Linked DNA regions of Homo sapiens: region 1 is linked to region 2. Evidence: read pairs that join two places in POLR2A ChIA-PET (ENCODE). Cell type or tissue: K562. All regions are shown on one strand. Links, peaks and the distances in the headings refer to the core of each region. The heading gives the core; the rest is flanking DNA. Region 1 overlaps AK8 (adenylate kinase 8). Region 2 overlaps AK8 (adenylate kinase 8).

The links. ChIA-PET counts read pairs that join two places held together with the same protein. Peaks named below come from ENCODE experiments on the same cell type or tissue, not always from the same donor. Only the 100,000 strongest peaks of a DNase experiment are listed, where the experiment ranks them.
Region 1: POLR2A ChIA-PET joins it to region 2 with 5 read pairs; 5 of 35 experiments call an interaction of 5 or more read pairs at or near these places.

What each region holds. Positions count from the first base shown.
Region 1 is chr9:132,833,981-132,839,361 of GRCh38, forward strand. The region is part of intron 5 of AK8 (adenylate kinase 8); the gene reads right to left. Among named protein-coding and RNA genes, the nearest start is that of AK8, 42 kb to the right of the region's middle. RefSeq lists a silencer at 1,788-1,950. In K562, for the core only: no CTCF peak of the experiment used is centred there; no DNase peak of the experiment used is centred there; H3K27me3 peaks cover 2,981 bases.
Region 2 is chr9:132,778,508-132,783,888 of GRCh38, forward strand. The region is part of intron 11 of AK8 (adenylate kinase 8); the gene reads right to left. Among named protein-coding and RNA genes, the nearest start is that of AK8, 97 kb to the right of the region's middle. In K562, for the core only: no CTCF peak of the experiment used is centred there; a DNase peak (open chromatin) is centred at 2,384.

The DNA of each region.
Region 1 (5,381 bases), core at 97-5,096, 55 kb after region 2:
CCCCAGTCCTGCCTCTGATCTGGCTCGCAGCTCCGACTGCAGACTCCACCGGAGGCATTCCCTGGAGCTGCATGCTCAATCTCTGCAGTCCCAACGAGGCAAGCTGAGGCTGAAGACTTGGACTCGATAAATCAGTTTCGCTCAGTTCCAAGTCTGAACCAGGGCAAGCCTCACAAGAGGCACTGCAGGCTGAACGCGGCCTAATGTGGTTTCCCAACATAGAGGAGAGAGATTCTGTCAGCCAGGAAGGAAATGCATCTTAAAAGATCCAGTTTGGGACAGTGATATGTTCTAAAGCCAATCGGTGAGAACAATGAGACTACCTTGATGAACATAAAAAAATCTGACATCACACTGTCCCAGGAGCAGTTACTTTGGTTTATACAAAAACATAAAAACCTTAGCCTGCCACAGAACCCTAGGATGCCGTCCATATTCAACTCACCTGAAAGATGACTAGCAAGAATTTTTATCTCAAAGTTGAATCCCAAACAATATGCAACCCCTGTTAGCACTGAACGTGGAATGCACTGAACACGGAACGTTAGTATTCCACATTCCACATGTATGACTGTAGCAGGAACCCGTTACCCCTTAACTTGCTCTGATTCCTCCACCTGATCAAGGTGAGGTGTGCCCAGGGCTTTGCCTGACCTTTTTCTGGGCAGCCTAACAGTGATTATGCTCTTACAACGCCGAAATATGCAGGAGTGATTTTTCTAAACAGAGTTGAATTCCACCCTTGATAATCAATGATACATGCGTGGTATTTTTATACAAACGTGCAGATGCGGGGATATCATTACTCCTAGATGTGCAGCCTACAGGCCAATGATCTCTAGGATATGAAAACCTGGTAAAGCCCAAATGCAGGCATTCAAGAGGTGCCTTTTTTTTTTTTTTTGAGACAGAGTCCCACTCTGTCGCCCAGACTGCTGGAGTGCAACGGCATGATCTCGGCTCACTGCGACCTTCTCCTCCCGGGTTCAAGTGATTCTCCTGCCTCAGCCTCCCAAGTAGCTGGGACTACAGGCGCATGCCACTACGCCCAGCTAATGTTTTATATTTTTTAGTAGAGACGGGGTTTCCCCGTGTTAGCCAGGATGGTCTTGATCTCCTGACCTCATGATCCACCCGCCTTAGCTGCCCAAAGTGCTGGGATTACAGGCATGAGCCACTGCGCCCGGCTTCAAGAGGGTTTTTATTAGTTCCTAAATAGTTAAAAAAAATTTAAATTCCTATCAAGTATCTATGGTGCCCCTGAAGCCACTCCATGGAAGAAGACACAGTTTGAAGAACAAATTGTTCTGTCCCCAGATGCACCAGTCTACCCTAGCTCTGAGGTTGGCCCCAAGATAGCCCCCTGCAGAGATAACTCACTTTGGAGGTTCACATTTAGTTCTCCAAGTCAGACATAATGTGCTTTAGATGAAAGTAACAGACACGGATAACCCAGCATCCAGGGCCCATTCCCCTCAAACACTTTAGACCATGTCTGTGGTGTAGACCCACCTGTCTAGAAACAAGATTAGCCCTGGAAAGTATCAGTTTCTTGTAACGGCGGAAAGCAGTGGCTTTGGAACCAGATGACCTGTGCCACAGCCAATGTGTGACTTTCAACCAGTCACTTCATCCCCTCTGGCCTCATTCTCCTCTGCACAATGTGAATAATCAAAATCTAGCTCACGGTTGATGAAATAATTAAATGAGGATTATAAACAAACAGACCAGGCACCGTGGCTCATGCCCATAATCCTAGCACTTTAGGAGGCCAAGGTGGGAGGATTGCTTGAGGCCAGGAGTTCTAGACCAGCCTGGACAACACAGCGAGACCCCGCTTCTACAAAAAAATAAAAAATTAGGCCAGGCGCAGTGGCTCACGCCTGTAATCCCAGCACTTTGGGAGGCCGAGGTGGGTGGATCACCTGAGGTTGAGAGTTCGAGACCAGCCTGATCAACATGGAGAAACCCCGTCTCTACTAAAAATACAAGATTAGCCAGACATGGTGGCGCATGCCTGTAATCCCAGCTACTCAGGAGGCTGAGGCAGGAGAATCGCTTGCACCTGGAAGGTGGAGGTTGCGGTGAGCTGAGATTGAGCCACTGCACTCTAGCCTGGGCAACAAGAGCAAAACTCCATCTCAAAAAAAAACAAAAAGTTAGCCAGGCATAGTGACATGCACCTGTAGTCCCAGCTTCTTGGGAGGCTGAGGTGGAAGGATCACTTGAGTCCGGGAGTTCGAGGCTGCAGGGAGCTATAATTGTGCCACTGCACTTCAGCCTGGGTGACAGAGTGGGACCCCATCTCTGAAAAAACAAATAACAAAACAAGTGTAGTGCCTGGCAACAAAGAAATGACCCAAAGTTAACTAGTTTTATCATTATAATTTTGAGAAAGGTGAACGATCTTCTTTTTCTCTACCTACTTCCAAGGAGTCCCACTTAAGTTTGTAGAACTTAATATTAAAAAAAATTGTTTAAAAAGGCAAATCTCTGGGAAACAGGAGCAACTGGCATTCCAGGTATGAACTGAGGGAAGATCTTTAATTAAGGAGGACTTGGGGTAGACACATTTCTCTTTTTTTGAAACTGGGGTCTTGCTATATTGCCCAGGCTGCTCTCAAACTTCTGGCCTCGAGTCATCCTCCTGCCTTGGCCTCCCAAAGTGCTGGGATTACAGGTGCACCACCACGCCCAGCTGGGACAGACACATTTCAATTAGAATGCGGGGGTCTAGTGAGTTAACAGCTACTGTGGATTCACCCCAAGGTGGGCTCACGCCATTTGCCATCACTTGGCCAGCTGCCCTCTCTGAGGGGAGTTTGCCTGTCCTCTGGAAGCCCATGTGACTGTTTCCTTATCTGTATAACAGGAATGATGATAATAGTACCTACACTTCATAGCGTTTAGGGTTACAGGCAACGATGTACCTAAAGTGGTGGCACAACGTCTGGCAGATAGCAGGTGCTTAATAAATGTCTCCTGGCATACACAGGCTTTTCATAGTTGACAACTCATTTGAAAAACAGACCAAACTCAGCCTAAGAATGGGAGAACGGGCCAGGCGTGGTGGTTCACGCCTATAATCCCAGCACTTTGGGAGGCCAAGGTAGGCGGATCATGAGGTCAAGAGATCGAGACCATCCTGGCCAACGTGGTGAAACCCCATCTCTACTAAATATACAAAAATTATCTGGGCGTGGTGGCGGGCGCCTGTAATCCCAGCTACTCGGGAGACTGAGGCAGGAGAATCGCTTGAATCTTGGAGGCAGAGGTTGCAGTGAGCTGAGATTGCGCCACTGCACTCCAGCCTGGGTGACAGAGCAAGACTCCATCTCGAAAAAAAAAAAAAAAAAAAGAATGAAAGAATGAGGAGTTGGCCCCCTTCTGCTCTGCCCTTCTGCTGTGGGTGCCCTGCTAGCTCTCGGGAGCAGACGTGGCACCTCTGACTCTCTGCTCAGCCTGCGAAGAGAAGAGTGATGTGGTCAGTACTTCTGGGTCCAGTCCCGTTCCCATCATCTCCGTGCCTCTCAATACTCTCTCCTGCTCCAAGGTCTGCTTGCGTCTGCTCAAACCTCAGGCCCTGTCCTGCATTTGATCATCTCTTTTTCCTCTTCTACTGCAGTGAGAGGGATGATCTGAGGCATCACACATCCACAGAGCATATCGGAACACGCGTTCCTGTCCACATGGAGTGCTACGGCTCTGTATGCAGACACATGATCCACACGTGCCCTTAAGAAGCCCATATCACACCAACCAACCAACCACGCCTCAGCATCAGGGTCTCTTACAGAAACACCCACAAATAAGGGGGCACAGGAGGTGTGCTCACTGTGCTGTGCCCGGCACCTCACCAAGCCCTCAGAAGCCCTGCCTCGCCGTGATGCGGGCCATACGTTTCCTGAGTGGAACTCAGACCTCCACTTCCAATCCCCTGCAAAGCTAACTGCATCTGTATTTGAGGAACACACAGCCAGGGCCTCAGCAGAGCTGTGGATCAATAAAACCGCACTCCTTGGAGGAGGCAAGTGACATCTATAAACCCGTGAGTGTCAAAACAATGGCAAGAAAATCCTGTGTTCCTACTGTCAGTGGGATGAAAGTGGTGTAATTAATGCCAGCCCAATGACACCACAAGGAGAAATAAAACAAACAGCTGGTGGTTCTGTGGACCAGCATCTAGCTCCTCCACTCCGTTACTGTTTCCACTATAAAATACTGACTCATGTTATGGGCAGGGAAGCATAAATCTAAGACCAAAGAGGAGGAAAAAAGACTATAGAAACCCACCATGTAAATTCTAAACTTTTGGCTCCACAGTCAAAAGTGTGCTACGTCCGCTCCCCCTTTACAGTGAAAGAACCAAGTTTCCATGATATTACATGAGATCTAAGAGGAGTCAACCTGGGAACACAAAATAGAATTTTGCATTTCATGTTCAGTAAAGGAAACACCCCCGGCCAGTACAGTCACTTTTGGGGCTGGGGGCCTGACCTTGCTTCCCAAGTGCATCAGAGACCTGACTCCAGGGATCTGCGGACATGGTCAAGGTTCAGAATGGTCCAGGTGTTGCATCTGATGATGGCATTCTTACTGTAGCTCCAGGAGGAAGATTATGCAGAAGCAGACATTTTGAACCTGATGCATTTCTAGAAGGTCAGTTTTTCTTCTAGGTAATGTATTTATCCCTCCTTTGGGTCAGTGGGTGGGGCTCCTGTGCTACGGCCTCATCCGTAGAATGACAGCAGCTCTTAGAACCTGCCTGTTCCTGTCAGCCCTCTGTTCTGAGCCACCTAGAACATTTGCTGGTGCACAGCAGGTGCCCCAGAAGTCTTAGCTGTTGAAAACATCATAGGACAGTCATGCAGGTTCAATGGGAAAATGCATCACAGTGTGACGTGGTGTTCGGCACATATCAGGGGCCAGTAAATGCTAGCTGAGCATTCTGTGTACCTTATTATTTTTTTATTTTTTTGTTGAGACCGAGTCTCCAACTGTCGCCCAGATGGAGAGTGCAGTGGTGTGATCTCGGCTCATTGCAACTCTGCCTCCTGGGTTCAAGCGATTCTCCTGCCTCAGCCTCCTAAGTAGTTAGGATTACAGGCGCCCACCACCACACCTGGCTAATTTTTGTATTTTTACTAGAGATGAGGTTTCACCATGTTGGCCAGGCTGGTCTCGAACTCCTGACCTCAAAAGATCCACCCGCCTAGGCCTCCCACGGTGCTGGGATTACAGGCGTGAGCCACCACGCCCAGCTGATGTGTACCCTTATCTTGATGGACCAATTTTGCTCTTCACCAACTGTGTCTTGGCTTAGTTCTGGCCTTCATTTTCCTTCTTTCCTGTCTTTAATGTAACATGATCACAGGCTCAAT
Region 2 (5,381 bases), core at 172-5,171:
GAAACCCTCTCTACTTTGCATTTTAATTTTTCTTTGGTCCTACTGCTGTCCTCTTAAGAAATTACAGCATCCTTCTCACTTTGGACCATGTTAGAAATGACAAAGTCATTATCCAAGGGTTTCAATGTGTTGTCCCCCAAAAGAAATTGTCATACGGAAATAAATTACATCAAATTAGGGAGCTCTGGCCTATAAACTATATGCCAATCTGGTTTTTAATTTCATAATGTACCACCATATTCCATCGTTTAAAATTGGACATAATTGAAACAAAAAAATCAAAACCACATTTAGCAGAATAATTTTATAAACATTGGTAAATGCCCTGATTAAAAATTTCCAGTTTGCTTCAGTTTGAATTGAAAAAAAAAAAATTTCCAGTTTTCTTGGCTCGATGGGGTCCTGAACAAAAGGGCAATTTTGTCTTTGACTATTTTGGGGTCATTCGCCGCATGTGTTACCAGAAGAACAGGCTACCTTCCCCACTTCCAAGCCAATGAGAAGAACAGGCTACCTTCCCCACTTCCAAGCCAATGAGTGTCTTTAAAATGTCTTCCATAGATAAGGAAAGCAAGCAGGTCACCATTAGAGAAAAAATATTTTTAAAATTATTTGTACCAACCCATAGTGAGTAGATGCAGCAAATACTCTTTGAGGGTCATCCCTTCAATATTTGCCATCTTAGCCTCTTTGTATTGAGCAGGAATTCAGCGTCACATGGGGAAGTGTCATAGTAAATGTGTTTACACTTCTTAACATATAGACAAATCTGTAGCATCCTATTTGGGGGCTGTGTGTGCTTTATTTATTTATGTATTTATTCATTTTCGGAGAGACAAGGTCTCCTTCTGTCACCCAGGCTGGAGTGCAGGGGCACGATCATAGCTCACTGCAGCCTCTGATTCCTGGGCTCAAGCAATCCTCCTACCTCAGCCTCCCAAGTAGCTGGAACTACAGGTGTGCACCACCATGCGCGGCTTAGCGTGTAACTTGTTATGTGAGAACAGGCGAGAAGACAAACTCTCCCCTACACATTTGAATAAGAGTCGGCCCTGACAGGAGGTACTCTGGGCACTCACGTGCAGAGCAGGTCATAGCCATTCACAGTATCCGTACAGCTCTTTCAAGCTATCAACCACATGCACACATCCTCCATCTACTCTCCAGAGCAGTAGTGCTGTGAGGTTAAAAGAGTAGAGATTATTGTCCCATTTAACAGATAAGGAAATTGACGTTAAATGTGTCTTCTTCAAACCAGCTAGCCAACAGAGAAGGATAAATGCAATCCCATTGCATAAAGGATAGAATTTAACAGTTCAGAGCAAAGAGTTGGGTTCAGGGCTGGCCCCTTCCATGGATCTTACCTGGCTATGTGGCCTGGAGCAAGGACATGGCTTCTCTAACGCTGACTGCCTTTTACCTGAGCAAACCTCCTTTACTGGGCTGTTGAATGGATGGAATCACATAGGAAACAACTGCATAATCAGCACTCAGTAAAGACCAGATATCATCATTATTACTCTTGTTGTCAAGATAATGCTGATTATGAAGGAGGAGGGGGCAGAAGAGAGAAGGAGGAGGGAAAGGGAAGAAGTGTCCTCAATGGACGTGATCTGGGAACAAAGTGGGAGGGGCTGTTTCACGGCAGTCAGAGAATAAAAGGAGAATGAACTGAAAGATGAAGAAGGAGAAAGAGAAAAGCAGAGAGGAAGTTGAGAAAGGCAGAGCAGAGATGCCCTGTGCAAAGCCATGGCAGTTTTGTCCTCGGAAATCTAAGAAGAAAGCTTCCAGACCTGAGGGGACAGGCTTGGCCCCAGCAGACTGCGCTGAGTGCGGAAGTGACAGCCCCTTGTGCCTGGGGGTGGGTGTCTGCCAGCCTCCCTCCCCTCGGCAGCTCTGTTCTCTCTGGCTTTCTGGAGGAAATGTCTGTGTGGAAGGTCTGTTTAGCAAAAGCCAACAACAACAACTACAAACCCAGCACCAACGGGGAGCCATATGCAATGAGAAGAGACCTGTCACTGCCTTTCCAGGGACAACTGAAACCCTCTGGGCTCCTCTGGATGTGGGACACACATACCCATCTTATTTAAACAACAATAATACATAAAAATTCAGAAACCACCACATCCTCAAAGGAACCTATATAGCAGTTTCCAGTTTGCACAAAATGACCTGGCACCCAAATGAGCTAATCAGAAATCTCATTCTTGGGTGGTTTCCTGAGAGTCCTAAAATGCAGTCCAATGAAGAGAGAAAAAGATACTCCAGAAAACAACACCAAGATTAAAACTCCCTGCTACCATTTTGCTGAATGTCATTGCCACTGACTCATCTAGAACCCTCCTTTTACATCCTTTTCCGGGGATTTCTGAGATAGCATGACCAAGACCTTGTGGGGGAGGGTTAAGGTCACAGCTTGCCCTGCCCCCTCCCTCCTTGCAGCACGGAGGGAAAGGAGGATGCAAAAAAACAGTGGGTCTCATACACGGCAAACTTCCCAACATCAATCAGAATCCTATACTCTTTCTCTGTAGTAAGCATTAATTTTAAAAGAAAATACTGTGCTACAAGCTTGCAGCATGAAATGAATTATTTTACAGCCAGGCAGAGGGCAGGTTTCTGGATGCAGCCATGAACATAGTTCTTTCTTTGTTTCTTTCTTTCTTTCTTTTTTTTTACTATTATTATTACGTTTTAACAAACTTTATAGCCCATTTTATTTGTTCTGAAATAACTTTTTTTCCTTCTTTTCGACAGATCAATTACTTGGTTTGTTTCCCTTACTGTATGATGTTGGAATCAAGAGATTGATACTGCTCAGTGGAATATAATTTAGTATTATGTGCCATGGGTTTATGAGGTAGGAGTCAGACAAAACATTGCATTTGAACACTACCCATTTATTAGCTCTAAGAAGAGATTTATATTTGACAAGGAGACAATAGCTTTGTTTTCTGATAAGCCAAAGAGGTCTATTTTTGTGTCCAATACACTGAGTAGCTTACCCTTCCCCGATAACTCTATTTACTAGTGTGAATATATTTTAATAATAAAATTGATATATATGTAAATTTATTTTAATCTAATTTCATTGAACCTTCCTTAAAAAAAGAGCCTTTGTAGATTTTCATATCTGAATTATAGATTTCTGTATCGTATTCCCAGATTGATTTCTAGGCTATAATTCTGTCAAGATTTCCTCCTGGTGTCAAAAACAGCAACACCACAGCTAGAGTGTTTTATAATTGGCATCACAACCGAACCAGAATTACAGTCCTGATAGTCATCCTGGTGCTAGGTGGATTCATTTTAGAATATTTCTCTCTTTCTTAGCCTGTATCTGAACTTGAAGGTTTACGGCTAAGATTACTTTCTGAGTTAATCATAAAAATGTTTAACTGAAAGCTAAGGTGCTGGAGATGGAAGAGACAGAGATGAGAAAGGAGGAAGGAAAATATACCTTCAATGACTACGAAAGGATGATCAACAGCAGCATATGATTAAATCTACATTGTAAATCAAGATTTTTTGTTCCTGCCTGTCCTTCGCCCTAGGGTCAAATAAATTAAATTGGCATTCTTTACTAAGTCTTTAGAACGTGATTTTCACTCCGTGGTGAACGGAAGAGTGTTTCCTTGCAACCCTGCCCTAAATCAAATCGGTTCTTGAATATTCCTCCTGTGTGCTTTTCCTCCCTGTGTTGGTCCTGTAGTACTGGTGCTTGGGCTCGGTAAGTAAAACAGTCATTTTTCCCCCCAGGCTTCAGAAAACCAGCACAGGATTCTCTCCCCTGACCTGTTAATGACACCCTGCCCCTGCCTTCTTTAAAGTGATTGTTCTGCATTTTCCCCAGTGCGTTTCATCTTCACATAGCTGATGCGCTCACAAAGAAGCTATGCAGGCTGGGAGCAGTGGCTCACGCCTGTAATCCCAACACTTTGGGAGCCCAGGGCGGGTGGATCACCTGAGGTCAGGAGTTTGACACCAGCCTGACCAACATGGTGAAACCCCGTCTCTACTAAAAATACAAAATTAGCTGGGCATGGTGGCACGCGCCTGTAATCCTAGCTACTTGGGAGGCTGAGGCAGGAGAATCACTTGAATCCGGAAGGCGGAGGTTGTAGTGAGCCAAGATCGTGCCATTGCACTCCAGCCTGGGCAACAAGAGCGAAATTCCGTCTCAAAAAAAAAAACAAAAACAGAAGCTATGCAACTGATGCTGTGACATTAACCACGTCTGTGGCATTAACTATGTTAGGAAGAACAGAGGGTGGACACTTAGCCTTTGGGTACTTTGGTCCCTGGAATTTCACAGGAATAACGGCAGTAAAACAGGATGCTCAGGTTAACACTATCAGATCCCCGCTGCCCTGGGCCTAAACAGGTTTCAGTCTTCCAATGGGAAGCTCTGTAGCCCAAACTCTAGGGATATAATTCAGAGTTGAGGAGATTCTAACTTTGGGAAAGGCAGAATAATGCCTGCCCCCAACTCCAAGATGTTCACCTCTTAATTCCCAGATTCTGTGAATAGGTTATCTTACCAGGAACAAGGAACTTTGCAGATTGGATTAAGTTAAGGACTGTGTTGATATGGTAAGATTATCTCAGGTTATCTGGGTAGGCCCAATCTAATCACATGGCTCCTTAAAATCTGAGACCCTTTCCCGGCGCTGGTCTCAGGGAGACATGAGTACAGAGGAAGGATGGGAGTTGCACTACGGCCTCTGAAGATGGTGGGAGGGGTTGTGAGCCAAGGAATGTGGAAGCCTCTAGAAGGTGGAAGAGGCAAGGAAACGGATTTTGCCCTAGAGCCTCCAGGAAGGAATGCAGCCCTGGCAGTGCCATGATTTTTAGAACTACAGAATTTGAAGACAATAAATTTGTGTTGTTTTAAGCCACCAAGTCAGTGGTAATTTATGATGGCAATATAGGTAACTAATATGCCAACTCACACTATTCTTAGACAAACAACCAGCCTATTCAAAGGTAAAGGATTTACAGAATATATCCATCTTGGGACCCAGTTATAGGTGCTACCAAAAAATGGAAGGAAAGGGGCATAAAAGTTAAAAAAAAAAAAAAAGAGAGAGAGACAATGAATACCTGTTAGAAAATGAATTACTCCAGGAAACATAAGAACATTTTAGATAAAACCTTACCAGAATGTTCTAAATAATTTAAAGAGAATGGACTCCATGATATAGGAAGTGAAAGAAAAGATGATGAGATTTTTAAAAAGGAGATGCAAAGAAAGCTCACAAAATGAAGGAAAAATGCCTAAGGGGAAAAGTAAAAGCATTATGGAAACAAAAAAACAAATGAAAAACAGCAAGAAATAAACACAGCAGAAAACAGTCAGTTACCATGAAGGTCAGAGTGGA